Regions from separate parts of the Mus musculus genome. Here all the other regions are linked to region 1. A link is a loop called in an ENCODE intact Hi-C map of the cell type or tissue named here. Cell type or tissue: left cerebral cortex. All regions are shown on one strand. Links, peaks and the distances in the headings refer to the core of each region. The heading gives the core; the rest is flanking DNA.

Evidence for each region. A loop is a pair of places that touch in the nucleus more often than their neighbours do. Peaks named below come from ENCODE experiments on the same cell type or tissue, not always from the same donor. Only the 100,000 strongest peaks of a DNase experiment are listed, where the experiment ranks them.
Region 2: a loop joins it to region 1, with 8 times the contacts of the local background. A loop is called at or near these places in 6 of 42 quality-filtered maps.
Region 3: it touches region 1 in a loop (7-fold over the local background); 4 of 42 quality-filtered maps call a loop at or near these places.
Region 4: it touches region 1 in a loop (2.9-fold over the local background); 2 of 42 quality-filtered maps call a loop at or near these places.
Region 5: it touches region 1 in a loop (4-fold over the local background); 6 of 42 quality-filtered maps call a loop at or near these places.

What each region holds. Positions count from the first base shown.
Region 1 is chr9:59,032,041-59,038,025 of GRCm38, reverse strand. Neo1 (neogenin) reads left to right here and starts at 1,585. Exons shown (of 28, transcript NM_001042752.1): 1 at 1,585-2,060. The coding sequence starts at 1,898. In left cerebral cortex, for the core only: CTCF peaks have their summits at 2,215 and 2,415 (motif pointing right); DNase peaks (open chromatin) are centred at 791, 1,451 and 2,345; H3K4me3 peaks cover 3,399 bases; H3K27ac peaks cover 2,275 bases.
Region 2 is chr9:59,194,810-59,200,794 of GRCm38, reverse strand. The region is part of intron 3 of Gm33053 (a long non-coding RNA gene); the gene reads left to right. Among named protein-coding and RNA genes, the nearest start is that of Gm33053, 37 kb to the left of the region's middle. In left cerebral cortex, for the core only: no CTCF peak of the experiment used is centred there; DNase peaks (open chromatin) are centred at 1,091, 2,065, 2,775, 3,074 and 1 more place; H3K27ac peaks cover 1,375 bases.
Region 3 is chr9:59,287,755-59,293,739 of GRCm38, reverse strand. It overlaps Adpgk (ADP-dependent glucokinase), which reads right to left and starts at 2,168. Exons shown (of 7, transcript NM_028121.2): 1 at 1,874-2,168. The coding sequence starts at 2,106. In left cerebral cortex, for the core only: a CTCF peak has its summit at 2,335; a DNase peak (open chromatin) is centred at 2,236; H3K4me3 peaks cover 1,928 bases; H3K27ac peaks cover 1,445 bases.
Region 4 is chr9:59,113,094-59,119,078 of GRCm38, reverse strand. No RefSeq gene overlaps it. Among named protein-coding and RNA genes, the nearest start is that of Neo1, 80 kb to the right of the region's middle. In left cerebral cortex, for the core only: no CTCF peak of the experiment used is centred there; a DNase peak (open chromatin) is centred at 2,313.
Region 5 is chr9:59,131,956-59,137,940 of GRCm38, reverse strand. No RefSeq gene overlaps it. Among named protein-coding and RNA genes, the nearest start is that of Neo1, 99 kb to the right of the region's middle. In left cerebral cortex, for the core only: no CTCF peak of the experiment used is centred there; a DNase peak (open chromatin) is centred at 3,725; H3K27ac peaks cover 1,123 bases.

The sequences.
Region 1 (5,985 bases), core at 475-5,474:
CATTATACATAATTTTAATATAATGAAAAAGTCCCTCTGTCTTAGATAGTCCAAAATTAACATTTGCAAGGCAATTTATAGTTTCCAAAGAGCTTCTCTCATCAATTATCTCAGAAAACTGAATAACGATGTGATTATTAAAGGTTAATTAAGCAAATACTTGTGAAGTAATTGGGAGGTAATCTATTTCTAATTTAACAGGTCATCAGGGGTATTTAGGAAATATTTTTTCTGGTTAATAACTCTAACCAAAACAAGATATTTAAATGGTTTCCCTAGTGGAAAACAATAAGCGAGTGTTTGCTCTTTTAAACCAATTGTTTCAAAGAGCCAGGGGAAGGGAGGGCTCCTAATTTCACTGTTTTAATGAGGTTTCTGAGCTCTTCATTCCCCACGTCAATCCATGCCTTATTTTGGAACTTTGGAATAAAATAAGATAAAATAGCAAGTGACTAGAGAAGGCATGGTGTGTGTTAGAAAAAGAAATGTCTTTTTTTGCTGGACACATCTTGGATATTGACTATACGCAGAAGGGCAAATAAAAATCCAACTCCTATCAACAACCCAACATGACTAAGTGAAGAACCAGGGTAGAACAGTATGGGCACTCTCGCCAGCAGACTACAGACTGTTTTCTCCTAACTTTGGGTAGCTCGATCCTCAGTAGTACCAGGAGGTTGAAAAACCAATTCCCGCGTGCTCCGCGTTTACTGTCGAGAGACACTTTGGATCTCAAGTACAAAACTGCAAAGTGACCATCCAGGGCCTAGGTAAAAGGCTGCAGTGACTGCAGAGAATTAGCCCCGGGGAGATTGAGTCACGGGGTTGGGTCCTGGCCTGGGCACGCGATGGAGTGGACTCCCCGCACCTTTGTCTGAGCCGGAGCCGAGTGTCTCAGTGGGGACGCGGGGCACCACGGTCCCGGCGGGTCGGGTACCGCCCGAGAGGAAGCCAGAGGTCGGCGCAGTGCGATCGGCCCCCTCCCACGGGAACCGCGCCAGGTCCCCAGCAAGAGCCGGGCGGCCTGCTATTGTTTTTGGCGAGCACATAAATCCGTGCGCCGACCCTCTGCGAACCCAGGTTTCCTCCCGGAGGCCATTCGGTTTCCTCTGAGGCCCTATATAGAGGCCCGGGGCAGAGAGGTGCGCGCAGGCTCGCGGCCTCCGTGAGCAGCTCCGGAGTCCGTGCGGCTCTGCCTCAGGTCTCCGTAGCCTTTGAAGCGGTCCGCGGAGGTGAGGGGAAATCTCTCCCGCGGGTTAGGAGCGGGAGGCGGGAGGCGAAGGAGGCGGATCGCTTCTCCGGGGTTTCCCTGACGCCAGCAGCAGCAGCAGAGCCCGGCGCGCGCGCCCCGCGCCCGTGCCCGTCTCCCGAGAGCCAGAGGGGGGAGGGGAGCGGGCCCGCCGCCTGCCCCTGCGCCAGCTCGGCTCCACCGCCGCGGCTGCCCGCGAAGCGACCGCCGGGATTGGAGCCCGGCAGGCCGCGGGGCGCGAAGAGGGTGCTCGTGGGGAGGGAGGCGCGCGTGCGCGGCTGTGAGCGTGCGCGGCACGGCGCGCTCCGGCGCCCGCCCCCCACCCCGCGGTCTCCGCCCCCCTCGCTCTACCGTGAGGAGCCCGAGTCGGCGGCGGGTGGCGGCGCCTGGAACCTGGAGAGACCGAGCCACCCCCCGGCTCTCGGCCGGAATGTACTGATTCTCCTCTGCTCTCCTCCCCGCCCCGCTGCAGGAGGGAGGCGCCCGGAGTCTTTCCCCCTGGGCGCGCGAGGGGGCCGCGCGGGCCGGGCCGGGCCGGGCTGGAGCCGAGCCCTGCGGCGCAGAGACCGGCTGAGGCGCGCTGAGGGAAGGGCGCGAGCGCTCCGCGGCGCTATCGCCGCCGCCGCCGCCGCCACTCGTGGGGTAGAGATGGCGGCGGAGCGCGAAGCCGGGCGACTCCTCTGCACCTCCTCCTCCCGGCGCTGCTGTCCGCCACCGCCGCTGCTGCTGTTGCTGCCGCTGCTGCTGCTGCTCGGACGCCCGGCGTCCGGCGCCGCGGCCACGAAGAGCGGCTCCCCGCCGCAGTCCGCAGGTAAGTCGGGCCGGGCCCGGGACGCCGTGGGGGCTGGGGCGCGGCACCGGCTCCCGTGGCCGCTGCGGTGGGTTTTTGTTGTTGTTTAGGATCCAGAGGGGAACGTGCGGGAACTTTTCCTCCTCGGCTCCCGTTGCTGGAGAGAAAAGGGTCTCGCGTGGTGGAAAGCGGAGCAGGCAGGAGGGGTTCCTACCGGGGGAGGGGCGCCTCCGGGATCCGGGCCGGAGCTCTGGGGTCCAGTTCTGCGCTTTGTACCGGGAGGCAGGTTCACCCCTCGCCTCTTTCCCCTCCCCCAGGCTCATCCCACTTGTAAGAGTGGGACATTCTTGTGCTCACACAAGCACCAGTAGAGGCCACTACACACCTCATTAGATAAACAATCGTACAGCCAATTCATTAATTTTCAGGAAGGGATGGAGGAGGGGGCTTGAATTCATTCTCTTCACCCTCCATCCCCCTCGGCCATGGGTTGCCCAGCTTCTGAAGTCCAGGGAAGCGCTGTCGGATCTCGAGGGACTCTTCGCTCAGTGATTGGAGCCTGGGTCTTCAGGAGAGGGGGTGCTAAGGGGCATACTAGCCCCTTCATGATCAGATCAGTGGTGTTGACTTAGCCTTGTGGACGCCTTGGAGAGCGGCTCCAAGTGATTCTGTGAAGTAGTGCCTCTTTACTAGGGATTTAACTATATTTCTATGTAACCCACTCTCAACTTCTGAAAAATTTCAGACATCGGATTTTTAAGGATTTGTCTAATTGTCTCTATGTGACTATATATGTATATGTGTGTGTATACACACACACACACACACATACACATATATACACATATATGTGTATATATATTCAGCATCTTTTTTTTTTCTGTGTGTTTCATGCATTCCTGGAGTCACCAGCATTCTTACATATTTAAGGGTGCCAATTGACACATCGCCAAGCCTCTGATAGTTGAGCAGGGTTCACTCGGCTCTTGAAGAGCAAATTGACATGTGCTTTGCTAACCTCGTTTACCTAAGGTGGTGTGCCATATAACTTGAAGAAACTTTCACTCACTTTGTGGAGATTTAGATTTTTAATACGAAGGTCACCTGATCAGACACAATGGCAACTTGTAATTGCTAAACCAAAAACGTGTTTCCCTCTGATTGTTATGAAATCATTAAAATCACTTCGAAATGTGATTTGCTGATAAAGTTTGTTATTTTGCATTTTGTGTGTATGTGTATAGAGCTCACAACTTGCCAGTGTTAACAGTTTTAAACCCACACTAGTATATATTATTTAAGCTGCTAAACAGGAGTGTTAATGTTAAGTTAGGATCACTGATGTGATAGGCATTTGCACATTTATCTTGTACAAAGTTTGGGGCACAGTTTTCAGACCTTCAGTGTAAGTACCTGAATAGTTTCTTTTCATGGGAATGGGAAAGAGAAATGTATAAATTTTGGAAAACAAGTTCCTCTTTTTTTTTTAAATTTCTTATGAAAATTTATATACAGCTGATTGTATGTGTATTTGAGGTCATAGCTGGAGTTTGTGTTTAAAGTTTTGGCAGAGACTTTTTAAAGTTAACAAAAGCTTAAACAATGCTAGAATTTAGAAATTTGTTTTACATTTTATTATTCTGTCTGTCTGTCTGTCTGTCATGCGTGTGTGTTTGTGCCTGTGCCATGGCATGCTGTGTGCTAGTCAGAGGACATCTTCGGAGGAGTCACTACTCTTTCCAGCATGCAGGTCCTGGGGAGTGAACTCAGCTCCTCAGGCTTGGAGGCCCATTAAAGCAGTCACTTAGAAAGGGATCTTAACGTCTGCTTTAGCATGAATTCAATCAGTGAGGTTTTATTTTGCAATGATGAGATGGGAGACATTTGCTCTCTGCCTTTATGGAGTTGGCAGTCCAGCATGTAGGTAGGGACCATAGCTGCTCAGCTAGAATTACATAGTTAAGTGATTGTGATAAGCACTGCAAAATAGAGTAGGTTTTGAGGAAGTGTGAGCTGGCGTGATTTACCTAGTCAGTGCCAGAGTTCTCGATCTGAGATGGTGATGGGTGGAGGTTAGTTAGAAGGCTCACAGTTAATTAGTAGTGGATAGAGTCTAGAGCACAGGTCTGATTCTCCCTCATAGGCCTTTTTATTTTCATTCCAAAATATTTTCTGTTGACCCCTCTGTCTCATTACAAAAATGATAAAAAAAAAAAAAAAAATCACTGCAGTGAGCAGGGGCTGATCTGTTCCGTCCTGAGCTGTGGGAAGAGATCAGGAGATGGAGAGCTGAGTCAGCAGTCTTGGGTCAGGCTGTCTGTAAATCAGATATCATTTGTTAGTATTGCTTATTTTGAAGACGATAAATTTGACTTTTTTTTTTGGTAGGAGAGAGATGATATTCAGTAGTAAGAGAAAAATAGATGTGTGGGAACAGAACAAATGAGTGTTCTACCCTCTTAGGATGGACATTTGGACACGTGGAAGAAGAGGAAAAAGCAAATGAGATTATGGTAGAAGGTGGTTAGCAGTGGGGAGGATGGGAAGTGAGTAAGCACACAGTCAGGCTAAACAGCTTTGTAGTGATCCTTGGGGGAGACAGATTGACTGAGCACCCTGTGAATTGCAAGTGCTCTCAGTTGACATTCTTCATAGAGGACCCCACACATTCTGACAGGCATTTACTTGACTTGACACATTACCTCATAAGGTGGTCTGTTTCTGTTTTTAATAATGTCTGTTAGAAAACCTTGCTTCACATTGAGAGTGATATTCAGTCTCCCACTCTTGAGTTTTAGCTCTTCCCTCGCCTTTATCAGTATCAGCATGCATAGCTTGACTTAGTGTTTGCTTTCCCCATGGTTTCTGCTTTTGTTTTTCACATTTTCTTTTACTCACTTAAATACTGATTCCTAATGTTGTCTCCTTCTTTCCTGTCTTTTGACTCTCCTGGTTCTCTCCCCTCTCCCTCTCTCTATTTGGTAGCCTCATTGATGCAGGTCCAAAGGCAGACTCACATTTGCTCCTCTTTCCTCTTCTTCCTCCATCCCTCTTTCTCAGTGTCAGTGAACCAGTCCCTGGCCAGGTCTCTGACATGGTTAGAGTGGTTAGAATGATTGCATGGATTTGACTTGTAACACCTGCTGTAACCATCACTGTCCAAGTGCTCTCCTGAATTAAGATCTAGAAAACCTTATTCTGGTTGATCTTTGCCTCCTAGGGATTCCTTCTGTCTGTACCTTTTCATCTTTATCCACACCTGAACTAGCAATAGCAACACTGTAATAAATCTCTTTGCCTCAACAGTTATCCTGTAGGTGTGTCTTCCTATCGGAGAGATCCTTCTGAGCAACGTTTCTAAGGGTGGAACTCCCACTGAAAATGTCTTACTAATAAGTATTCCATAGTTCCTTGTTCTAAAAATCCTTGGGATGGAGATTGTGAGATCCTGTGCGTTCGTTAACACTCTCCACCAATCCCAGTTTAAATTAGTCTCCTCTCATCACTCCTATGTGTACCCTTTGTTCTCCCACTCCAGATTAATTGCAGAGCTTTCTGCCTTCAGGCTTTTGCACATGCTGTCCTTTTTTTTTTTTTTCCCTGTTAAAGCTACATCGTACTTCTTTAGCTCCTATCTTATCGGGGAAACTTTTTTTTTTTTTCTATTGGCTTCTCCCCCAGAGAGTTTAATGGTTGCTGTTCTCCCTGTTCCTGTAGCTTTTAAAATACTTTTCATTTTCTATTACTTATTTTCTTGTCACCTTTGATTGTCTTAACCTCTGGAGGATTGGCACTTGACTTACTTGTCACTTGACTTACTTGTCTTAATATCCGTGTTCTATCTGACGCATCCATGAGGCTAGTTGTGCTGGCTGGTTAGTTGTTAACGTGACATCAGCTAGAGTCATCTGGAAAGACAAAAACCTCAGTTGAGAAAAATGCTTCC
Region 2 (5,985 bases), core at 636-5,635, 160 kb before region 1:
GGAGACCTTTCCTTCCCAGTGGTAATGAGGCTTCAGAGTGTTCAGCCTTTCAGTACAGAAAAGCAGCCATCCTGTTGTCCTGTGGTGGTTGTAAGGTCTGTATGAGGACCATAGTTTGGATCCCCAACACCTTCATAAAAGTAGGGCACTGTACTATAGTGGATAGAGACAAGAGCATCCTGGCTAGTCTTGCTGAACCAGTGAGCTCCTGAGTCACCGAGACCCTGCCTCAGAAAAAGTTGAGAGTGATGAAGGAAGACAGTGGACACAACCACTGTGTCCCTGACAGCCCACACCTTCCCCCCACAAGCTCACTCATACATAATACACACACACACACACACACACACAGAGGCATGTGCACATGCATACACAGAATTCTTGAAATCCTTAGTGAATAATTCTGACATGTTTTAATCAGGAAGAAGAACTAATCTTTATCGGTGGAGCACACAGCAGGAGGACTGCTTGGGAGACAGTACAGAAGGGTGTAACCTGACCACAGACCCCTTGATGTTCTCTGGCATGAACCTAAGTTGCTCCCATGGTTAAAGGGCACCTCAGACAGTTGGGGTTTGGTGACTGCAGAACAATTCCCTCGGTGTTTAAGGCGTAGGAAACGTTTGCATTTTGCCCTGAGAAGTGTTCTCTCCGTGATTGCATCCATGTGTGCTTCAGAACGTCCGTCTTCTGCTTCTTATTCATTTACACTTTACACATCAAAAGACCGTTTTGTAAGAGCTACTCGGTGCACAAGGAGTCTCATGAGTTTTCCTTCTAAATGAGCCAGCAACTTTCCAAGAATCAGGAAGCTGCGAGTTGCCAAGAATAAATAAATCAACTCCAGAAGGTTCAAGTTTGGTTTTAAAACTCCGTAAGATTTTAAGTAGGTTCTATATCTGGCTTAACTCCATGTCCTTATCGCAGACATCAAACACAGGATGGAATATTACTCCTGCCACGAAGCTTTCTTTGCAAGCGTTGAATTTAATAATCCTTTTTTTATAATGATTAATTCGAAAGACTGAACAAAAAGTCCTTCCACCGTCGCAGAAGCAGAAGTGAATGTATGGCAGGCTGCTTTTACCTCAAAGTCACGTGGTCTTGGCTCACTCGGTTAGAGAACATGCTATACAGATAAATCTTTGTCTGCCTCGGTTTCCTCCTCAAGAAAATGGAGAGACAGCCCCAGAAGGGGCTAAAACTCCTTGATTAAAAAGAAAAAAAAATCCCAAAGACTGTAGAAGCCAGGGACTTGAGGATTGAGTATTGCTGATCAAGACTTTTTAGTTTGCTGTGGTCATGTTCAACAGTGAAGGAGTTGTAAAAAGTGAAAGTGGGTTAGTGACAGACACATCAAAGAGGCACTCCGGGCTGTTGAGATGGCTCCGTGGGTAAAGTGTCGAGATGGCTCCGTGGGTAAAGTGCTTGCCACCAAGCTTAGCAACCTGAGTGAGACCTCAAGACTCACACAGCGCAAAGAGGGAACCAACTCCCATACACTGTCCTCTGACCTCAACACACATGCCACGGCACGTTTTTACACACACATGTACCCATGTGCACACAGACACTCTACACAAACAAGTGCAATATAAAAATAAATAAAAATTTTGAAAGGAAAGAAAATACATATGGCTGAGAAAAATCAAGGACGATGTTCTGAAGTTGCCGATCTTTTATCCAGATGCCTTTCCCAGGTCAGAGCCCCATCTCCCCAGTGCTGAGGGACTTGGCTGCTGGCAGTCCAGTCCTGTCCTCTTTCTAGACACTTGCCCTTGGCTGATGGAAGCTTCAGGTGTAGGACATTGTAAGTTCACACTGTAGATGCAGGCATTGTGTCAATGGCTGCCAGGAAGACGGTCCACCAGCCCAGTCCTCTTGTCTCTCAGCTGCATGAGCTCAGTGATACACTATGTTTAGGGCTTCATGAAGGATCAGGTGGTAGCTAGAATTCTCCTCATACCCTCTCTAAGAGTTCTGCTTCTTTCTACAGAGCACTCCCTGACGCATTACTTGCTCAAGAACCCCACCCACCCACGTCTCTGGTTTCTTTTTTAAGTGAGGGAGAAGAGAAATGAATTGTGGGAGTAACGTTGGTGCTCTAAGCAGCATTCCAGCTGGGCTCATGTGTTCCACGTGTCCTGGGTGGCCTGAACTATGAATTGATGGATCCTGCAGGAGTACAGGAAACAGAGACACCAGGGATATGGAGCTCTACTGCCTGGGCAGAAGTTTCTTTCTTCCACTGATTTAGCACTGATCCAAGGACCATTAATTACTGTGACAGTGCTGGGCTGGACAGCAACCTTGCTTACCCCTTTCGATTTGTGCCCTAACCTAATGGAGTTGGATCTGGCAGATGCTGAGGCTCCAGGAGCAGGCTGAGAAGGGGAGGGGACAGGGCAGGGGCTGAGCAGCTTATTTTCTTCCCAGGAGGCAGGGGAATCCAGGGTTTGAAGGGAGAAACACCCATGTTCAGCCGCCACCACAGAAGACAGTCTGAAAGGAGACAGTATGGATCCCAAACCCTGCTAGACTTGCCTGCTTTTAAAATGGGGGAGACACTGGGGGAAGCATCCAGATGGAAAAGAGCTAATTTAAATAATCATGCTCTTTTTATGGTTTTTGGTGGTTGTTCTTTCCCCATGAAATGATACCAAAGGAAAATTTCAACCTGGAGCACGAGTCACAGGTTTGGGACTCCATATGGGGAACTGAAACGAAGTCCCGTGGGACTCTGGGCCAGGATCTAGTTTCCTCCTACTTGAAGCTGCAGGTCTCCTGTGAGTTCACTCAAACACTTTTCTAGATGGACTTCCTTTCCTAGGGTCTCCGGTTGGTGTATATGACCAGAGGGGACTCCCTCAGGGGAAGGCGACAGATCTGTCCTCAAGGGGAATGTAGGCGAGGCTAAGTGAAGAGAGGACATTCTGAAAGCGCCCGTCCGGGAAGATAAGAATCCAGGCTAAGCTAGTTCAGGAGAGAATCCCACATGCCTGCAAGTTGGGATTCTCAAGGGAGACAGAAAGTGAAGACGAGACAGCAGCTGGTGGTAGGCATCAGCAGATGGCCGGCCTCGCTGCTGGAGACCAACAGTGATCCCAGACAAAGATGCCATCCTGGAGAGAGGAGGCGGCTGCGCTGGCTCTTCTGTAGGAGGCCTGGGCCAAGCTAGGAAGAGCTACCTCCTGCCTTCTGCCAGGAAGTGGGGTAACGGAAGGAGGAGTAGTGGCTTTCAACGGCTTTCATCCGTCTGTTAGGTTTTTAAATTTTTAGTGCTGAGGATTGAACTCAGAGCCTTGCACATGCTTAGGAAAGTACTCAGCCACCGAGCTACATCCCCGGCCTCAGCTTTCATCATTAAGACAGCCAGGAAGCTAAGAGACAGATCAGAGAGCGGTAGAGTTGTAACCACAGTCTGTCGGTCTGTCCGTGTCTGGAGTGCTCGCTGTATCAGGACCTCTCAGGTTGTCTTATAGGAGTACAAAGAAAGGAAGGGAATGGCTAGACACCACCCCCCTACGCCTCCACCCCCTCCACTCCCCACCCTCACCCTTCCACCCCCCATCCCCACCCCTCCACTCCCCACTCCTACCCCTCCACTCTCCACCCCCAACCTGAGGCGAGCACCCTGACGGGGTGTGTCAAATGGACTAAATTAAAGCATCTTAGATCACAACTTCTTTCAAACTGTAGAGTTCCATCCTTGGGATGCAAGATACTGCTCCGACTTAATGACATTACAGAATTTTTACGCAGCACGTCTTCTATTTGCGATTTCTCTTAGTATCCGAGGTGTAGAAAATCACCCCTTTAAGGGGTCTATTATTTAATATAAATTTGATTAATACCTCTTAAGTTACTATCATTTGAAAATATAACTCGCTAAAACCGTTGAGATTAATTTAAGTGCATGGAGGGAGGTGAGGACCTCATTTTAAAAATAACCTGCAGCTCTCTGGTTGGTTTAAAAAAAAAAAAGGAAAAACAACCGTTTTAAGCATTACAGCAGTAATTAGGACAACAGAGGAGCAGTTGACAGAAGAGAAAACCAGCAGGTTTTCACACCAGCCATGGCTGCTTTTTAAAGTACATCTCTTTTTATTCTTTTGTTGTCTATAATTTCTCATGATTGTGATCATATGATACATACAAAATTATATGGGCTGATTTTTAAAATTGCATCTATTTTGGTAATAAGTGCAATATATTCTGATTAGAGAAAGTTTGGAAAATACATGTGTGTTTTTAAATTTAAAGCAAAAAACCAACTTCAGTTTTGCATATCTCCTTGTAGGAATAATGCTCTATAATTTTGTAACTATATTTCTTGTAAAAATAATGGAGGACAAAGCACGTGCTGAGCTGTAAGCATTGTGAGTTATAACAGACCCTAGGTGAAAGCAATGTAAAGATATGGGGGTTGGGGGATCTGTGAAATGGCTCAGTGGGTAGAGATGCTTGCCACCAAGCCTGAAACAAAGCTTGATCCTGGGGACCCACGTGGTAGAAAGTGAGACTTGATTACCTTCATGTGTTCACAAGTGATATGCCTGTGCCTAAACACATACAGTAAGTAAATAAGTAAAGAGTGATGTGGAGATGGGCAATGGTGGCACGTGCCCTAAACACAAGCCCTCGGGAGGCAGAGGCAGACAGATCTCTAAGTTCAAGGACAGCCTGGTTTGCTGGGCAAATTCTAGTACAGCCAGGGCCAACCCTGTCTTAAAAAACAAAAAAAGTGAAAACAAAACAAAAATAAAAGAAAGGGGAAAAAATAAAACCTCATGCCTTAACGTGACCCATCTCTGTAGAACCTGTGGTCTATCTATCTTCCCCAGATACCATGTTCAGCGGATGGTGAATTGTCCATTGTGATTTTTCGATGACATTGGTGATATAGTTTTAAGTAGATAAACTACTTGGTGTTTTGTCATGCTGTAGACTGAGCGGAGGGTGTCTCTGAGGAAGTGCTCCGATGTACTCTCAGCCTAGTACTGGTTTACAATTAAGACAGGGGGACCAGAGATGCAGCTCAGCCATACAGTGCTTGCCTAGCAAGAGAAGACCTGAGTGTAGTTGCCAGTACCACAGGATCCATAAGTTGTTAGATCTTAATATAAAAACGGGGTGTTGAAATATGCTCACTTTCTTATTTATTTATTTATTTATTTATTTACTTGAGACAGGGTTTCTTATTTATTTATTTATTTATTTGAGACAGGGTTTCTCTGTGTTGCCCTGGTTGTTCTGGAACTTGTTCTGTACACCAGGCTGGCCTCAAACTCAGAGATCTGCCTGCCTCTGCCTCCTGAGTGTTGGGATTAAAGGCATGGTTTGCTCAAATTCTCAAGCATTTTTTTCTGTCAATAAATTTAAAGCTTTAAAAGTAAAAAAAAGTAAGAGATTCTGATTATGTACAGATTTATTTATTATGTATGTGTTGTAGGTGTGTGTGTGCATGTGTGTATGGTCACCTATGCATGTATCTGTATTGGGGCAGGTATGTGCACATGAGTGCAGATGCCTGTGGAGTCCAGCAGAAGGTGCTAGATCCCCTGGAGCTAGAGTCATTGGTGGTTGTAAACCACCCACCTTGGGTACTGGTAACTGCAAGAACAATGCATGTGCGAAAGCACTGAGACATCTCTCTAGTCCTTCACCTTGTTTTTTGAGACAGGCTCTCTCACTGAACCTGGGACTTGATAGTTCAGCTGGACTGGCTGGCCAGTGAGCCTGGGTTCTTCTTGTCTTCCCCTCCCAGTAATGCTTTGGTTACTATGCTGTCCCCTATGGCCTTTACATGGGTGCTGAGGATCCATACCCAAGTCCTCACAGCTCACCCACTTTACCAAGTCCATCTCTCCAGCCCCAGATTTGTTTATCGTTAACATGTCAACCCCATTTTCTTAATCAAATTCTTTTTCCTCTTTCTCTCCCTTTCTCTTTCTGTCTCTCTATGTCTGTCTTTCTCATACACTC
Region 3 (5,985 bases), core at 355-5,354, 260 kb before region 1:
GACAGCACTTTTCACAACTGCTATAGACAATGTATCTCCCCTACCTCACCTCAAACTCTTGCATGGGAACCCTGTGGTGGTTTCAATGAGGATGCTCCCTATTGGTTCATCTATTCGAATGTTTTCTCCCCAGTTCGTGTAACTGTTTGTGAAGGATTAGGTGTAGCCTTCTTGGAAGAAGTTTCAGTGGGGGTGGGCTTTGAAGTTTCAAAAGCCCACGCCCTTTCCAGTTAGCTACGCTACTCCTACTTTTGAATAAGGATATACACTCTCAGCTACTGCTCCAGTATCATGCCTGCCGTCACGTTCCCTGTCATGATGGTCATGGACTCATCCTCCAAAACTGTAAGCCCCCAATAAACTCTTTCTTCTACAAGTTGCTTTAGCTGTAGTTTTGTTATGGCAATAGAAAAGTAACTAAGACAAACGCCAATCCCCACTGTGACTGTATCTGGACTTAGGGTCTTTCAGGGAGCAATTAAGGTTAAGTAGGTGGCCCCTAATCCAACAGGAATGGTGTCCATATAAGAGAAAAAGACATCACTCTGGAGAACTATACAGTAAAAGGCATGTGAGAGCACGAGAAGCTGACTGGCTCCAAGGTAGGAAGAAAGAAGAAAGGCACCCCCAGCATCAGCTTCCTTAGAAATCACCCTGGCACCTTGATCTGGAACTATCGGTCTCCAGTCACAGAAAGTTTATGTTGTTCTAAGCAACTAGTGTGAGTTATTCTGTTGTAGCTGCTCAAGCTGCTTCCAAAAAAATGCAGCACAGACCTGACTTCTTCCATACATATGCCCTCAGAGCCCAGCACACACCTGACATAGCTCCAAGAAAGATGATCAAGAACCTGATAAAGCCAGGTCTTTAAGCCCAGCACCAGGGAGGCAGAAGCAGCTGGTCCTTAGAGTTCGAGGTCAGCCTGGTCTACAGAGTGAGTTCCAGGAGAGCCTGGACTACACAGAGAAGCCCTGTCTTAAAGAAGAATAATTTAAAAATAAAACTAAACTAAAAAGACAAGAGAAAGAAAGAAAAAGGAAGCAAACAGATCAGATAATGATCTATGTTCTAATGATCTACTTACGTTCCAGACCAGCCAAGGAGGCTGTAGTTCAAAAAGGAACAACAGAAGCAACATTTAAAAAAAAAAAAAAAAAACCAACTCTAACCTAAAGAAAAACATACTAAAAAACTCGCTGATGCATAGTGCCCTTGACAAGACAAGAAAGCCAAGCCTAACTGGAAGAGGGACTAAGGTTAGTGTAAAAAAAATTGGATACATTTCTGTGAGTTTCACAAAGAAAGGAGATACTGTGATTTGAGAGAACCTTAAAAATATGAACTATCACTTAGTATGGGGAAGAAGGTAGTTTCGAGAAGGGCGTGCTAAACGCGAAAGGCGCAGAGTTCTGGTAAGGAATCCTTAACAAAAAATGTTGAATATGAAAATGAGCAGTCTTAGTAGAGTGGTCTTCAGACCGGATGACGTAAAGTCAACAGCTAGAGACAGAAGCATTTAGCTTTAAGTACGTTAGGAAGAGTGCTAAAAAAATAGGAAAACCATCGTGGCCACCTGAGAACAGTCGGCAAAAAAGGGCTGGAAGACAGACAACAGAGTAACCTCAAAAATTACAAGTGACAGGCTGAGTTGAATTTCTAAGAAGCTATGAGAGCTGCTTTTACAGGGAGCAGGGCCAACCGGGTGGAAATATGCTGACTATCCCTGCAGCGATGACGGAAAAAGGCTCGTCTCACGCGTCCGACACTTTCGCCCAGAGGGCAACCCAGACACCACCGAGTCCCGGGCGGACCCCGGAGCGCGCGCACTTCCCGGGGAGGCCCAGAGCCGCAGGCAGGCCCCGCAGGCACTCACCCCACAGCCACGCGGCGCCAGCGCCGGGCGGGCTGCGCGATGAGGGCGTCCCAAGCGGCTGCCAGCCGGCTCTCCGGGGACAGAGGTCCCACGGGCACTGGCGCGGGTCCCAGCCTCAGGGAGCTCCAGAGCGAGCGCAGCGCCGTGCCCGGCAGCTCCGGCTCCAGCAGGAACACGCAGCCCACGGCCAGCGCCAGGAAGCCGGCGCACGCAGAGCCGCGCCACAGCGCCATGTGCACACACCGCCGCACCGGTGGCTACAGGATCCTTTCTCGGCTCGCGCCTCCTCCCAGCTGGGCGCGTGCTGACGTAGACGTGCGTAACGTCACACCCGCGCGCCACAGGCTCTTCCTCCCGATGGGCGGAGCTACGACGGAACTGCAGCCCCAGTTATGGGTGGAGCTATGGGTGGGCTGGAGGCGGGACGACGACAGGGCTGGCGTTGGGGGTTCGCTCTGTTTAAGTCTTGGCGCTGGCGCTGGGCGACGCTGTTGTGCGATTCTGTCCTTGGATGAACAAAGGCAGTAGTGTGGTTCCCAATCCGTACACGTCTTCCCGATATTCACTGATAGCCTGAGATAGAGTGTGTGTGTGTCCGGGGTGGGGGCGAGAGAATACTTTTACTTCCCTAGTAAGATAAGACATGCAGATAACGAAGAAGCAGCAAACCTCGCGATTAGAGTAGTCGGTCTCCCATTGACAACGAGCCACGCTGTTGTCTCTTAATCCGTCCCTCCGCCAGTGTTTGACCTCCATGGTTTTACTAGGCCGGTTCCTTTCTAAGTCTGGTGCAGTGGCGAGGCGGAGGGTGCACGACGATGGGAAGGGCTTCCCGCGAGAGGAATCTGCTCAGACCCTAGTGGTGCTGGGCACGGGGAGTCCACCTCTTGAGATTTTCAGCTAGTCAAAGGCTTCCGCTAAGACTGAAGCGATCTTGTTCAATCTAGAGATCAGATTTAACACTCAGACCCCTTAGATAACCCTTTCGGAGGTGGTGTTCCTTTGAACAACCCCAGAGTAAGCCGCAAAGGGATACAATCATGTGTACAGTATGGAAGGACTATAGACTCGAGTTTTTAAATCCTGGTTTAGTTGTTCCGGGTGATACTACAGAAATCCAGCCCTTCCTCCTTTGATGTGACGGTTCTATGTGAGAGGGTAGGTTAAGAGGCAGGAAAGCTAGGCTTGATGTCCAGTTCATTCTCAGCCTCATCTAGCCTGGCCTATTTCTATTTTGCTAGTTCTGCTAGCTCCTGACCAATTTTCTACTCTGTCTATAATTTTTGAACTTGTTAATAGAAATGTGTTTCCCTGGCTTTGATCTTGGACGTTATCTCCCACCCCCACCCCCAGTATCCAAAGTGTTTCTGTTATGGCTCTCAGCTGTTAACTGGCCAGAGACTGGTTACTAGCCCAGACTAGCCTCAAGTTCACTGCGTTGTCAAGGGTGACTTTGAACTTTTTTTAAAAAGATTTATTAATTTATTATATGTAAGTACACTGTAGCTGTCCCCAGACACTTTTTTCTTCTCGCTCAGACCCCCGGAGCAGTCAGCGTTCTTAACCGCTGAGCTATCTCTCCAGCCCCAACTTTGAACTTCTGATCCTCTTCCCTCTAGCTCCTGGAATTACAAATGTGTATCTCTGTGTCTGGTGCTCAGGGAGGAAGGGAAGGTCTTATACCTTCTAGACAGACACTTTACAGAGTGTCTGTAAACAGAAGCATTTTTTGCCTCTGTTTACTGAGAACCAGTACCAGGTGTCTGTGATTAATTGATTTGGGAGGTGGACTGGCAAAGTCACATGTGTTTGAAGGTTGGCTAAAGCCCATTAAATATAAATTCCCAAGATCAGTTTTGGGAGGAGCGGAGGCAGCTGAACTATAAGAACACACTCATCTGGGAAGATGAGGGGACGACTCCCCATCAGTGTGGAGATCCCTTGCAAAGCTGTTGCTGAGTCTTTCCAGGCTTGCAAAACCTTTTGTTGTTTAGTCTTAGAGGCTAACTAGCAAGAGCTGGAGCAAGTTAAATCTAAGTTTATTTCTCATGTAAAAGTACAGCTGTGGTGTGGGTGACTCTGTGGCCTGTGCTAGCAAGCTGGATCTCGTCGGGTAGTTTTGGGGGGATGATCTGGGCCTCTTCCTCATTGGGTCAGTCAATGTGAGTTTGTATTGGGGAAGATAAGGAGATGAGAGATGACTCCAATTCCAGCTGCAAATTAAGAAATCCAGAGCTCCCGGAGGGGAACGAGAGACAGCAGCAACACCTCACAGAGCCTGGTGAGACTTCTGACCCCATACACAGTCCCAGCAGTCTTGATGTCCTCTCCCAGTTTATCAGGGCGCAGGGAACTACAGTCCTTCTTGAACTGATTCCTTAATGAACAGCAGTCATTTCAGATTATCTGTTTGGCATCTGGAATGTTTTACTAGCCAGTTGCTTTTCTAGGGGACAATTATGCAGAGCAGTCCTGAGTAAGCAGACAAGGCTTCATTGCCTGAGTGAAACAAAAAAAGAAAGGAAGAAAGAGAGAGAGAGAGAGAGAGAGAGAACAAGGGAGTGAGCAGCAGGAGCCTCATGACTACCCCTCCCCCAACCCAAATTACTTCCAGACATGGCCTTTGCTATTGGTTTTCTCTCCTAGGACCTTAAAATGAGAGAGCGAAAAAGCAATTTCATTCCAGAGAATTCAGAGAGCAGCACAGGCCCCAGGTGTTCCACCCAAGACCCTGACCCAGAAGGCTATAAAAGCACATCTAGGATTTAAACAGGAAATAGCAGAGCCCATCAGAACACCAATCCACATCACCCCACTCCCACCCCCATGATCTGAAAGGTTTTGAGGGGCAAGTTTGCTTCTACTTTGGAGCAAAAGGCCCCTGTGTTGGCTGGGTTAACCTTTTCCACAGCTCAGGGTCTCTGAGGTCTCGTCCAAGCAGCTTTCTAGATACTGCCCTCTAATCAGGTGTTTGCTGATGCCAGGAGCCCTGCCAGCCAAGATAAGAACAGAACTTTAAAGGTCAAAAAAAAAAAAAAAAAAAAAAAAAAAAAAACCAAAAAAACACAACCACAAAACAAAACCTCCAAAGAGACAAGACGGGGAAGAAAGAATCTCAAGACTGTCTCTTCAAAAACAAGGTCTGTGTCCTGGGCAATGAGTGCCCTCCTCCCTGTCTGGCACTAATAGAGCCCTAGAAGGGCTCAGGAGATGGGGTGAGGCAGGGGCATAGCTGGTCTGTCAGCAGCAGAGACGGATGAAGGGCAAGGACGTTCCTTGATGGTAACAGGATTCTGCGCTTAGACTGGGAATGGCATCTTCTCATCTTGGGAGATGAGGCACTGGCCCAGGACTTTCACTTTGGGATGAATTACATTGGATGGGAAAGGGCTGAGCCTGGAAAACCAGAGGCTGAAGCTGTTGGGATGTCTGTTTTCTGGGAGCCGAGGGCCTTCATAGTATCAGCGAAGCACAATGAAGCATGGACTTCCACAGAGTGTTCTCCTGACATCTCAATTTCCCTGTCAGACTGTCAGCCAAAGCTCTTCAAGCTCGCAGACTCTGTCCTCTGTAGGTGTGGAAACCAGCCCTGCTGGCAACCAGAAAGCAGATGTTGCAGGGATGTGGTTTGCGTTTCTGTAATACAGTGGTTTGTAAGGAAAGTTACCCTAACTCTGTTGGCTCTCTTCTCCTTCATCATGCTCCCTGAGCTTGGTTCTCAGCATCCATGTTGAGTGGCTCACAACTGCCTGAAAATCCACCGTCAAGGGTGGATCCTACATCCTTGGCCTCCTAGAGCACTGAGCACTCACATACACTACCCTCCTCTCCCAAGCACTTAAAATGTTTAAGTACTTTTTAAAAAGGAAGCTGGGCATGGTGGTGCACACCTTTAATCCCAGCATTTGGGAGGCAAAGGCAGGTGGACTCTGAGGAGTTAAAAGAAAGAAATTAACCAAGAATCAAGCAAAGAAAGAAAGGAGAGAGGAGAAATAAAAAGAGGACGTGGTAAGCATTACAGAAAGAGGAAAAGACAAAAGGAAGAGCATTTTTGCTGGAGAGTGTGGTAAACGGGGTTGAGAAACATTCACAGCCTTGTATGGCTTCATACG
Region 4 (5,985 bases), core at 433-5,432, 81 kb before region 1:
AAAAAAACCGCTAAATTGAGCCATCAAGCATAAGAACTTTTGCTCTTCTAAAGACATGGATAAGAAAACAAAACAAATTGTAGACTAGAAGAAAACATTGCCAATTGTGTATCTGATAATGAATTTGATCTTTCAAAACTCAATTTGAGAAAATAAATAATCTAACTTTAAAAGGAGTGAAAGATTTAAACAGAGACTCCATCAAAGAAAATATATGGCTGACAAGTCAGTACATCAAAAAATTTTAATCCTCATCAGGCCTTAGGGAGATGCACTCTAGATCTGTGAGAATAGCAGACTATGTGTGTGTGTCTGTGTGAGAGTATGTGTGAGTATGTGTGTGCATGTGTGAGAGTGTGTGTGTAAGTGTGAGAGTATATGTATATGTGAGAGAGTGTGTATGTATTGTGAGAGTGTGTATGTGCATGTACATGTGTGTATGAGAGAGAGAGAGTGCTCGTGCATGTGTGTGTGTGCATGCATGCCTCTGTTGTGTACACATAAGTATGGAGGCAGAGGACACCCTCAGGTGGTGTTTCTCAGATGCTGTTACTGTAGAATGCTGTTCTCTGGGCATAGCAGCTGTGTGTGTGTGTGTGTGTGTGTGTGTGTGTGTGTGTGTGTGTGTGTGTGTGTGTATGTGTGTGTGTGTGTGTGTGTGTGTGTGTGTGTGTTCATCAGAGCAGGTGTGACTATGCACAAGTAGCCCTGGAGGTTGGGCTTGCTGGCTGCCAGTGTTCTCAAAGAGAGGAAGGAGGTGATGAGGGATATTAGACCCTCACCTGAGATTACGGCAGCTCTCTCCTACACCTCCTGTCCATTTCTGTCATTCTGCCCTAACTGCACACGTCCCTGTGGTCTCAGGAGGTCCAGAGTACATAGAGACTGTGGGGGGTTATCTTATGCAGCTGTGGGGATGCATCATCTATGTGGAGGTGAGGCTCCAGTGGTGCAGCTGCTTTGGGGTCATTCAGATCCTGTAAGTAACCCCCAAAGCATGCTCCGTCAGGAAGCCTGCTGACCTCATTGGCCCCTACAGTAGACTCTGGTCTGTTGTTTAGGCCTTAAAGGAAATGGTAGGTGCTTACCATTTCTCAGGGAGCAAGCCTTCCTCCACCTTGTTTCCTGAGACAGGGCGTCTCACTGGCATGAAACTGAAACTGGGAATCCACCTACCTGCCTGTCCAGAGCTAGAATAAGAGGGACGCACTAGTGCTTAGCTTCCTTACACAAGTTCTAGGGCTCCAACTCAGGTCTTCAAGACTCCAAGGCAAATCCATTTAAAGACTGAGTTGTCATCCTGGCCACAGCTGACATTTAAAAAGCATGGGAAAGCCTGGCCTCTCAGTCATCACTGCTGGGAACCTAAAGTGATACAGCCACTTTGAAAACCAGTATTACGGCCTCTTATAAAGTTAAATATGCACAAATCACCTGGCCCAGAACATCCCTCTCTAAAGAGTTATCCAGAGGTGCAGTCACACGTAACCTGCGTGTTGATGTTTATAATGGCCTTTTTTATAAGTCAGAATCTCGGCTGACTCACTGGCATGTCCTTCAGCGTGGGATGGATACATGAATCGTGCCTTTCCATACAATGGAAGGTAACTAGCAATAAAAAAATGAATGCACTCATACCAACATGAGCGACTCTCAAAAGTCCTGAACTGAGTGAAAGACAGACCTAAAAGTCTACTTCCTGTATGTGTCCATTTATGAGAAGGTCAATTATAGTAATATGAGTCTCTCAGAACTGGGGATGGGATGACTACAGAGGTGCACAGGGGACATTTTGGAGTGATTAAAATGTGTTACATCTTATATACTGTGGCAGTTATGTGATTACCGAAACTGTGTACCTTTTAACGGTGAATGTCACCAGAGGCAGGTCAGATCTCAATAAACAACAGCCAGAAAACAAACCCAGCTGCTCCAGATACAGCAGTGTGCATTTGTGATTCCTGTGACCTTTGCAGAGATTCAGTGTCTATGCATGTCTATGTATCTATGGACGCTCCTGATCGTGTCAAAACATCTGCACATGAATTTGTTGTTCTACTGTTTATATTTAGAAGAGGAGTTAAGACTTTTTTGCGTGTTATTTAGTTAAAATGTTGACTTGAGGTTGGCTTGGGTATGTAAACAGCATTATCTCCTATGTTAACATCAGCTAAAAATATATAGGCAAATACATAGGTTCAATAAGGCTTGGATATTAAAAACCCAAAGAGATTCTACTGGGAAAACAAACCAAGAGACATTCTTGCAGGGTGTGCCAGTAGTAGGAGACGGCTGAACCCTATTTTTACAACCTGGCAGACAGCCTACCCCATTGCTATTCAACTGACATGTACACAGAGAAACTTCTGTAGAATAAAAGTCCCGTCTCATAAGCACTATTTTCTTCAGGCACTGACAGTCAGACTAGAAAAAAAAATCCAAAGGAGCTGAATAATTTGAAGAATGAGGACTATCTATTATTAATACTACTATTAATATCTATCCCCAGACCTAGAGAGTGGACGGTCTTTTCATACTCATAGAATATTTACACAAATGTATATCTTAATCTGAGCTATTCCAAAATGTACAGCAAGAATAAATTATATCCTCTGATCATAATTAAATGCTACTATAAAAAGATAATGGGAGAATAACCAAAAATCTTCTAACTACTTGGAATAAAAATGACAATTATGGAGTTGCCTGGCAAATTTTAATATTGTGATTACTACATGTTGAAACTTATAGGATGTAGCCAAAGTTGGGCTTGGAAGAGAATGTATAGACTTAAACGTCTCAATTACCAAACAAGAAAACGTGGAAATGAGCAATGAATTAAGTAATCGATTGAAAACTCTGGCATGTGTGAAGCAATGAAATGTTTAGTGCCGGCAGAAGCTAGAGAGAAGCAACAAACGAGCAGGGGGAAAGCGGGAGGGAGCGTGTGAGAGGAAAGCGTTCATCTAATCACTACGTTTAAAAACACAAAATTAAGTTGGATAGCTGAATGGAAGAGGGTGGCAATAAAACAAATTGTTCACCAAGTAGTGAATTAAAAGAGAGGGAAAGCATAATTATTCAAGATTAGAATAAAAGATACGGGAGATGCACTCCCAAGTATATATGACATTTAAGAAATTATAGATATACTCTCTGTATTATACTGTTCATCTGATAGTCCAGATAAATGAAAGACTGACTGGGAAAGTATAAATTATTCAAGATAGGTGAGCAGTGGTGTGGGAACATAGTCCAGTTAGGAGAGTATTTACTTAGCAGGTCCAAAGCCCTGGGTTCTAGCCCCAGCCCTTCATAGCAGTCATGGCTGTCATTCCAGCACTCCAGATATAGATGCAGGAAGGTCAGAAGTTCAAGGTCATCTTTAGTTGGAGACTAGCCTTGGCCATATGAGATCCTGTCTCAAACAAACAAACAAACAAAAAAGGTAGGGTGAGGAAGGTAAGGAAAAAAGTGAAGACTAACCCCACTTTGAAATACAAATGTGAGCTTTACAAATGCAGCATCAGAGTTCCTTCTCAGTGTGTGTGTGTGTGTGTGTGTGTGTGTGTGTGTGTCTGTGTGTGTGAGTCCATAATCAATAATGCCTTTTTTATCTCTGATTATGTACTGTGTTAGTTTCCTTTAGCTACTAGAACAAATTACCACAAACTCAATGATTTAACACAGAGACTTATTCTTTCACCGCCTCAGAAGCCAGAACTCTGCAATTAGTTTCACTGGGCCAAAATGAAAGTGTCAGCAGGGCTTGTGCTGGAAACCCTAGAAGAGGATCCATCTCCCTCCTCCCCCCTTCCCGATGCCTGCACTTGTATTCTTTGCCTTTTCCAGCTTCTATTCCCCATATGCACTTCTTGGCTCGTGCAGCCTTTGCTCCATCCTCAAAGGCCAAAACATCTTCCAACCAACAATTCCCTAAAGCAGATCAATGCTGTGTGTGTGTGTGTGTGTGTGTGTGTGTGTGTGTGTGTGTGTGTGTGTGTGAGTGTGTGTGAGTGAAGTCTCCCTGTTCACATAGATTCACATGCATGTGTTTGGAGTCTGGAGGAAGGCTTCAGATATTGTTTCTCAAGCACCATCGACCGTCTTCTCTTTGAGACAGTATCTCTCATTGGCCTGAGACTGTCTAAGTAGCCTAGGCTGCTTGGACAGCCAGCCCTGGGAATCCCCAAGTCTCTGCCTCCCCAGTACTAGGATCACAGATCAGCAAGCACCATCCAGGACATGGACATTTTTGAGTGTGGAGTCAAACTCAGGACTTCATGCTTGCAAGGCAATAAACTTTTCTGACTTACCCATCTCCCCAGCCTACATTTCTTTTCTGTAGCTTGAAGCCTCCCTCCCTCTGTCTCCCTCTTAGAAGAACACATGATTGCATTAGAAATCTTCTTGTATGGTCCAGGATAATATGCCCATCTTGAGATCATTAGCCACATTTTCAGAACCCTTTGTGCCTCACAAAGTAACCACACCCAGGTAACACTACTGTGTAGGATTTAGATATCTTTTACTAAGAAAATTTTTAGTTAAATTTGGCCCTTGGCCTCCAAATTTTCACATGCATCTACATGCAAAATATAGTCACACCCTAGAAGTTTAAACCCATTACATTGTAAAATATCATCATCTAAATCAGGTGTGGAAAGATTCTGGGTATGATCCACTTACCTCCCTGTCCAAACACTTGAAAACTAGAAAACAAGCTGTCTTTCCTCTCCCCACCCCACCCCAGATTTAACACAGGAGCACAATGTAATGGTTAAAGCTGTCTCCATTCCAGGAGAGGGGATGTGGAGGAATAAGGGAGTCATGGCTTCCCAAGAAATTTCAAGATCTATTAAGATGGATTGCATTAGATTTCAGGCAGGGGGCAGTTCTTAGGGCCTCAAAGTTCTGTTTGCCTAAAGGTCTGCCCTCTGAGTGGGCCCCATCTTTCTGAGAGGCAATGGATGGCTGCTGCTAGTGATGCTGTAGTCCTGGTGCTGCCCCTGGCTTGCTGGAAGCAGATGGCTGCCCTTTATTTAATCTTTTCTTTGTCTCTCTCGGTCACAGTTGGCAGTATTTCTGCTGGACTAACATCCTGAAAACCCTTGTATATCAGAGATCTGAGCCATCAGATGAAAGGATCCTCAACGGATGCTTCTGGATAATCCTACTTCTCTGTTCGGCTTGTCTTGAGATGACTGAGTGTAGCCACGTGTCATGCCCTTAATCATTTCTGCACCAGCAAGAGGCTGCCCAACCACACCCTTGTCTTTCTTTCGATAGCACAGTATCCACATCCTGAATCTCTCCTCTTGATGCTGCCTTTATTTTATTTTATCTTATCTTTTGTAATTTCACTAGGCTGAGAATGTCTCAAACCATCAAGCCATGCTTCCGTTTCTTTCTTGCTTAGCAGATTTTCTCTTTGTGTTTCACATTATTCATAATCAGTAAAGAGGAAACCAGCTGCACCTTCTACACTTTGCTGAGAAATCTTAGCTAAATAGCCAGCTTCTCTATTCTCCTTATAACCAAGGGATTAAATTCAGATGTACTTTCCGCCACTATGCAACAGGATCTTCTTGCCTCTAGGCTTCAGTAACATATCCCCGCCCACCCCACCACCCCCAACTCACCTCCTGAGCCTTCCTTAACTGCATCTTTAACATTCATACTTCCAACAACATTCTGCATATGATATATATGTGTGTGGCAATATAAGCTTCCCACATTCTTCACCTCTTCCTGAGCCCTCGCTGGCTGACTTTAACACCCACGTTTCCATAAACAGTCTGTTCAAGGAAGCTTAGGCTTTTCTTCCCTTGTGCTCCTGAAGCCCACCAGCCTCTTCCCATGATCCAGTCCCAAGGTGGCACCCACGTTTTAGATGCTTGCTATGCTAGTTATCCCAGTCTCAGGCACCGGATTCTGCATCCGTTAGTGAGTCACTTGAGACAGAGAAGCATCAAGTATATGAAG
Region 5 (5,985 bases), core at 703-5,702, 100 kb before region 1:
ACCCAGAGCTTATTGGTGAGGCTTGCCAGCCAACGAGCTGTAGGGACCCACCTGTCTCCATCCTCCAACCCTACCCAGTGCTGGAGTTACAGATGTTCAACTCCATGATCAGCTTTTACGCTGGTGCTGGGATCCAAACTCATGCTTTGTCGACTGAGCCATCTGACTGTGCCATGTTTGGGTGCACCCTCTCCATCCCTGAGAGATGGGTTCTATTTCCTCATGGATATCCAACTCCCTTATTTAAAATGTAGTGTTTAAATATAGCCTGTCTTCACCCTCCCATGTTCATGCAGTGTCTCCTCATCCCATAATACCCAATACAGTGTTCTATAATTCATTGCTCTGGTGTAATCCTTAGGGAATAGTGATAAGAAAGAAGTTGGTGCAGGCTCAGTGCAGTCAGTTTTTAAAACATAATTTTAGCTGTGGTTGGTTAATTCTGTTGATGAGAACAACATAATCCTGAAGGGCCAGCTATAAATGCTAAGTAAGAGTGAACACCACAAATGGGTAGCCAGAAAGATCGTAAGAGGCAGAGGTGGTGGACCTCCTGGCAAAACATTATTTGCTGAACATGACAGGTCCCCTATATGCATGACCTCACAACAGCTTCGACCACAAGAAAAAGACCTGCGTGAGATCAGACCAACCCACTTCCCAGCATGGAAGAGGGAGAGGCTCAGGAAGTCCTGCCCCTAGTTGAGAAGTTATGGGTAATTGAGAGCTGCTGGGTATGTCAGAGGATGTGGCAGTGAGAGGACACAGGTGACCAAGAAGGTGGTCCTATACCCATGAACATAGAGGCAGCATTAAATAGACTCTGTGGATTAATGGTGGAGAAGAAGGAGGAGGAGGAGGAGGAGGAGGAGGAGGAGGAGGAGGAAGAGGAGGAGGAGGAGGAAGAGGAGGAGGAGAGGGAGTGGCAGAGGTAAAGAAGGAATGGAGGGAAGAGATAGATGGGTGAATTTGATTAAGACACATTACATATGTGTATGAAATCTTCAATAAAGACTTGTTACTATAACATGGATTTTCCCAGTCTGTTCCTCCAAACTGTCTAAACTCTATCAAACACTTCAGGAGGCTAAGACTCATGTGTCCATTATTTCTCTACCATGTGCCCAGCATGTAGCAGACACAAGGAAAATCTACACTTTGCCACTGTTTCCTGTGGTCAGTGACTTCTTGGTTTTAGTTTTATGTCATTGATTTCCATTTTGCTGCTATTCAAGTACTTTATAATAAATTACAAAAATCATGACCCTTTTTCTTATACATTTCAGTACATATCTAAAAATAACTCACTTGCTTCAGAACCACAATATGATTAGCATACCAAACAAAATTAATAATTCCCCAGTATCATATATAACTACTTATTCAGGGTTCTTCAATTATTCCTCAAACATCCTATTACAGATTATCTCTTCCTAGCAGAGTCAGAATCGGAGTGGAGGATGGGCTGCTTTAAGTCCCATGTGGAAACAGCACTTTGCTGTTGCATGTACCACTGGCTTATTAAAGATGCTGAAGAATAGATTAGTTAATTAGGTGACACCTAGCATTCTTCTGTCCCCCCTGTCTCTCTTACGAGAGGAAAGCTAGTTTTAAGTTGTGGTATTATTCAGGTTAAATCTTTTCACATAGAAGATATGGTAGATGACGCTGTAGCCAGAACACTGAATCACTCTGAGAATTCGTGTCAGGTTGGTCTAACCCAGTGATGCTAAGATTGATCATCAGCTTGAAGTGGAGGTGGCTTGATCCCTCATTGCAAAGTGAGTGAGTCCTCTACTCTTTTATCATTAGCAAATAGGCTGTAAGGTGAAAATTGATACCTGGTAAATTCATAGCTCACCATCAACATTTTAACATCTACAGATGAGCTTCACCTGAATCAATTATCCCACAAGGGGTTGCAAAATGCTAATTTTCCAATCGCACACCCCTTCTTTATTTATTGGCTTATATGCTTGTGTAACAAAGGGCTTTCTCTCATCAACTGGGATATATAGCTCCTCGTGGAAGACAGGATACGTGTGCAGCATTCTTCCCTTTAATAAGCGATGCTCAAAATAAGTTATTGGTAAATGGCAGCTTGTTTTAAATGTTAGAATTAAAGCAATGCTGTGCAGGGAGTTCCCCTGTCCCCTAGCTGAACAATTATTTTAGCATAAGCCTGGGAAGGGGTGGGTGCACTAGACTGGGACCACTGTGCAGAATTCTCAGTGCAAATCTCACATCTGAATCCTCAGATTTTTAAGGATAAGGTTGACTGATCCTCAGTCTAAAAGTTGTTATTGCATCTCAGCAGATCCTGGTTATATGGTTTATGGGCCCAGTGATAATCTCTCTCTCTCTCTCTCTCTCTCTCTCTCTCTCTCTCTCTCTCTCTCTATCTCTGTGTGTGTGTGTGTGTGAGGAGTGCATGTCATCAGTAGTTGCACCTGTTGTTTGAAACACAAACTTTCATTGGCTTGGGACTTCACCATAGGCTGGCTAGCTGGCCCTTAAGCTCTAGGTGATCTCCCTGACTCCACCCCCTACCTTGCCAACATCGGCATTACCAGTGCATGCCATCACACCTGGCTCTTTACATTGGTTCTGAGGACCCACACTCAGGCTGTCACACCTTTGAGACAAACACTTGACCATCTCCACCACCATACAAGTTCTTAGGACACACTTCCCAATGCTTCCCTGGGGAGAGCGCTCACTCCTAGGGTTCGTGGAATAACTCTTACAACTTACTTTTTTTTCTCTTTTTTTTTTTCAAATTAAAAAAAAAATTTTTTTTGAGCATTTCAGTGAGAACTCTTGATTCCAAATTCTCAAATCAGTGTAAATAGCTCCCTCCCTCCCACTGACTACACCTTTCACATGTGTCTGGGCCAGCCACTAGCATAAAACCCTGGTTCTCTCTCCAGCCAAACAGCACACACTTCTTTAATGTGGTCTCGTAAATCCAGCCCAGCTTATTGCCTCTTCATTCCCAGTCTCAGCTTCTCTCCCTCCCTCACTGAGCCCAGCATGGCTGCAGGGTGCTCTCTTCCTGAAATCAGAGGCAGACTGTCCTACCCTCTCCCTGACCCCTTTGCCGCCAGGCTGCAACATAAGCTCCCATCTAATTGCTGCTCTGCCTCTCTCAGCAGAACGTGACCTCGTTCTGGGTCCCTCTCTTAAAGCAACTGTCTGTGTTTTTCATTATGTTTGCCAAGACATATTAGTTTGAACTTTTCCCGGACCTAACTGGGTTGGCTCCTTTTCCTTTAAACCTCTGAGGCAGCAGGTTCAAGAATGCAGCCTTTGGTGGGAGGAGGGGTTTGGCCTAGAAGCCTTAGGAGGGAGCTTGCAGCCAGGACACTTGTGATAGTCATATAGTCCTACGAGGACTGCATGTGGACTGTCCCTTTAAGAAATGGGCAGACTCTGGATCCAACTTCAGACCTCAGTTAGAAGTTGAAGCCACAAAGAGAACACACACAGCCTGCCCAGAAAGCTGCCCAGCCTTGCCATGGACGGTCTCCTACCAGTCTGTTACCCGAAAATCCTCAAGCCCATCCCACGAAAACACAAATGTGAACACTGTCTAAACATCGAAGCCTTCGAGCCAGCCTCCACCCTGCAAAGGAAGTTAAGAGCCAAGTTCCCGGGCGCCCTCAGCTTCTGTGCTTTGGCCAATCACCCAGCAAGAAGCAGCACCTCCCGCCTACACTCGATGCATGCTAGTGAGAATTCCTTATGATTTCTATGAGGATGTCATCTGCAGCTTAAGTGAATAATTCCCTTTGGAAATAAAAGTGTTCATGAGCCCTGGAAGAAGAGAGGAGACACGCAGGGATGGGAATGCTCATCAGAACGAAGGGAGTTTTCCAGCTTTTAGCTTCGCTAGGAAATAAGTAAGATAAAAGTCATCTATAAAAAGTGCTGGAAGGGCTTCATGCAGCCTGGGGCTTTTGCCAAGGGACAGATTTCCTCCACCAACTCCATTCCTTCCAGGCCCCTTTCTTGTGTGTTCGCCTTTGCTTTCTTCTCTCCTTTGTCTTTTAAGCAGCCCCTACTCGATCTGGGCGGCAATCTTTAGGGCCAGCAAAGCTTGTATTGGGCAAACCTTAGAAACAGGTGGAGCTGGCTCTTGGCAGAGGGGGATACCACACCATTTTGGAATGGCAGCAAGGAGACCCCGTGTCAGCCAGGTAGGCCCAAGATCAGGTTACCTATAGAGCCCCCTGCTTCCCCTCCCAGGCTGTTACTTGCCCATCACCTCCTCGCCTCCTTCTGGTCCTTCCTCTCCTGTAAGCCTGCCCTTTTGGTGGCCAGATAGAGAACCATAGGCACCTGCCAGGCACGAGGCTGTCTTTCTGAAGCCCCTCCCTACTCTTGTTTCTGACAGGGCTCATCTGTGTGGCTTAGCATATCGCAGGATGATCTTCTCCTGACTTCACCTTCCACATGCGTGACCCTAGTGTCTTTGTAAATAAAACAGCAGAGGTCAACTTGCCATGGAGAGAAAAATGCATAAATCAATATGCAAATAAGTCCACACCAGACTCTGCACATCAGTGATGGAGCATCTTGGAAGATGGGTGGTGCAGCTTTTATGCTGAACTCTGTCTCAAGTGCCATGGTTCCGGTTGTGGGCTTTGGGAGAAAGTGAGCCAGATGGAAAAATCAAATCTCTCTTGGATTGGCTTTACTTAAACAAATCCCAGGGGCCAGCCTAACCGCTGATTCAGTCTCAAATTTTGATTTTTCCATCTTTCAACTCCCTGAATCTCAAAGAGATTTTATTGTGGGCCCATGAGATGCCCTCAGCTCTATTGAGAATCTTTTTGGCCTTTTGACCAACCATTCTGAGAAAACAGAGATGGGAGTTTCTGTCATTGGCCGCAGAAGACTCAGATGCTCCCAACCTGGAAGAGAAAAGCTGTGGGGCAACTTGTAGAGGGGAAGGTAGCGATTTCTTGTGTTGAATCAAAAGAAGAGGCTCTTACTGTTCACACAGACTCAGCCATCATGCTACTGGGATGAGATCTCAGAAAAGGTAGAAGAAATTTCCAATTCTGTGTATCCTTACGTACCTGGGCAGAACAGAAAGCCACAGACTCCAGAGTCTGGCTTCATAATCTTCTTACCAACTCACAGCCTTACACCCAACCAGCTGCCAGTCTCCTCTGTTTGACTGCATTACCAACTGATTCCCCTCCAACCCCCAACTCCCGCTCCCTTCCATCTCTTTTCTTTCCTGATTCCTTCATCTCCTCCTCCTCCTCCTCCTTCTTCTCTCTCTCTCTCTCTCTCTCTCTCTCTTTCTTCTCTTTTTAATTTAATTTTTAAAAATTATTCACTTTACATTCCACTCACTGCCCCCTCCCAGTCACCCCCTCCCACAATCCTTCCCCCATCCCCGGTCCACTTCTCCTCTGAGGGGCTTGGCGCTCCCTCTCCCACTGAGGCCACACAAGGCAGCCCAGCTAGAACATATTCCACATGCAAGCAACAGCTTTTGGGATAGCCCCTGTTGTGGGGAAGGACAGGAGAGATGGCCAGATGGCCATAAAAGTGAATGGAAATTTGCAACTTATGGGGGTCAGACGGTGGGAGGGGGGTGAAACAGAGACCTGGGATAAGGAGTGCGCCCAAGAATTAATGGGGTGACCTTAGCTATGACTCACTACCTTGAGGATGTGGAACCTGAAGAGGCCACCTCCTGTAGCCAAGTAGGAACTCCAGTGGAGAGATAGAAACACCAACCAACCTACAAAACTTTCAACCCAAAATTTATCCTGTTTACAAGAAATGTAGACAAGGGGCATGGAGCAAAGACTGAGGGACTGGCCAACTAATACCTGGCCCAACTTGAGTTCCTCCTCCAATTCTGAAGAGTAATACTTAGACTATGCTTTAGTCAGTAAATCACAAAACACTCACCTTGCAAGACTGGGGACCTGAGTTTGCTCTCCCAAACCCGTTTTTTTGTTG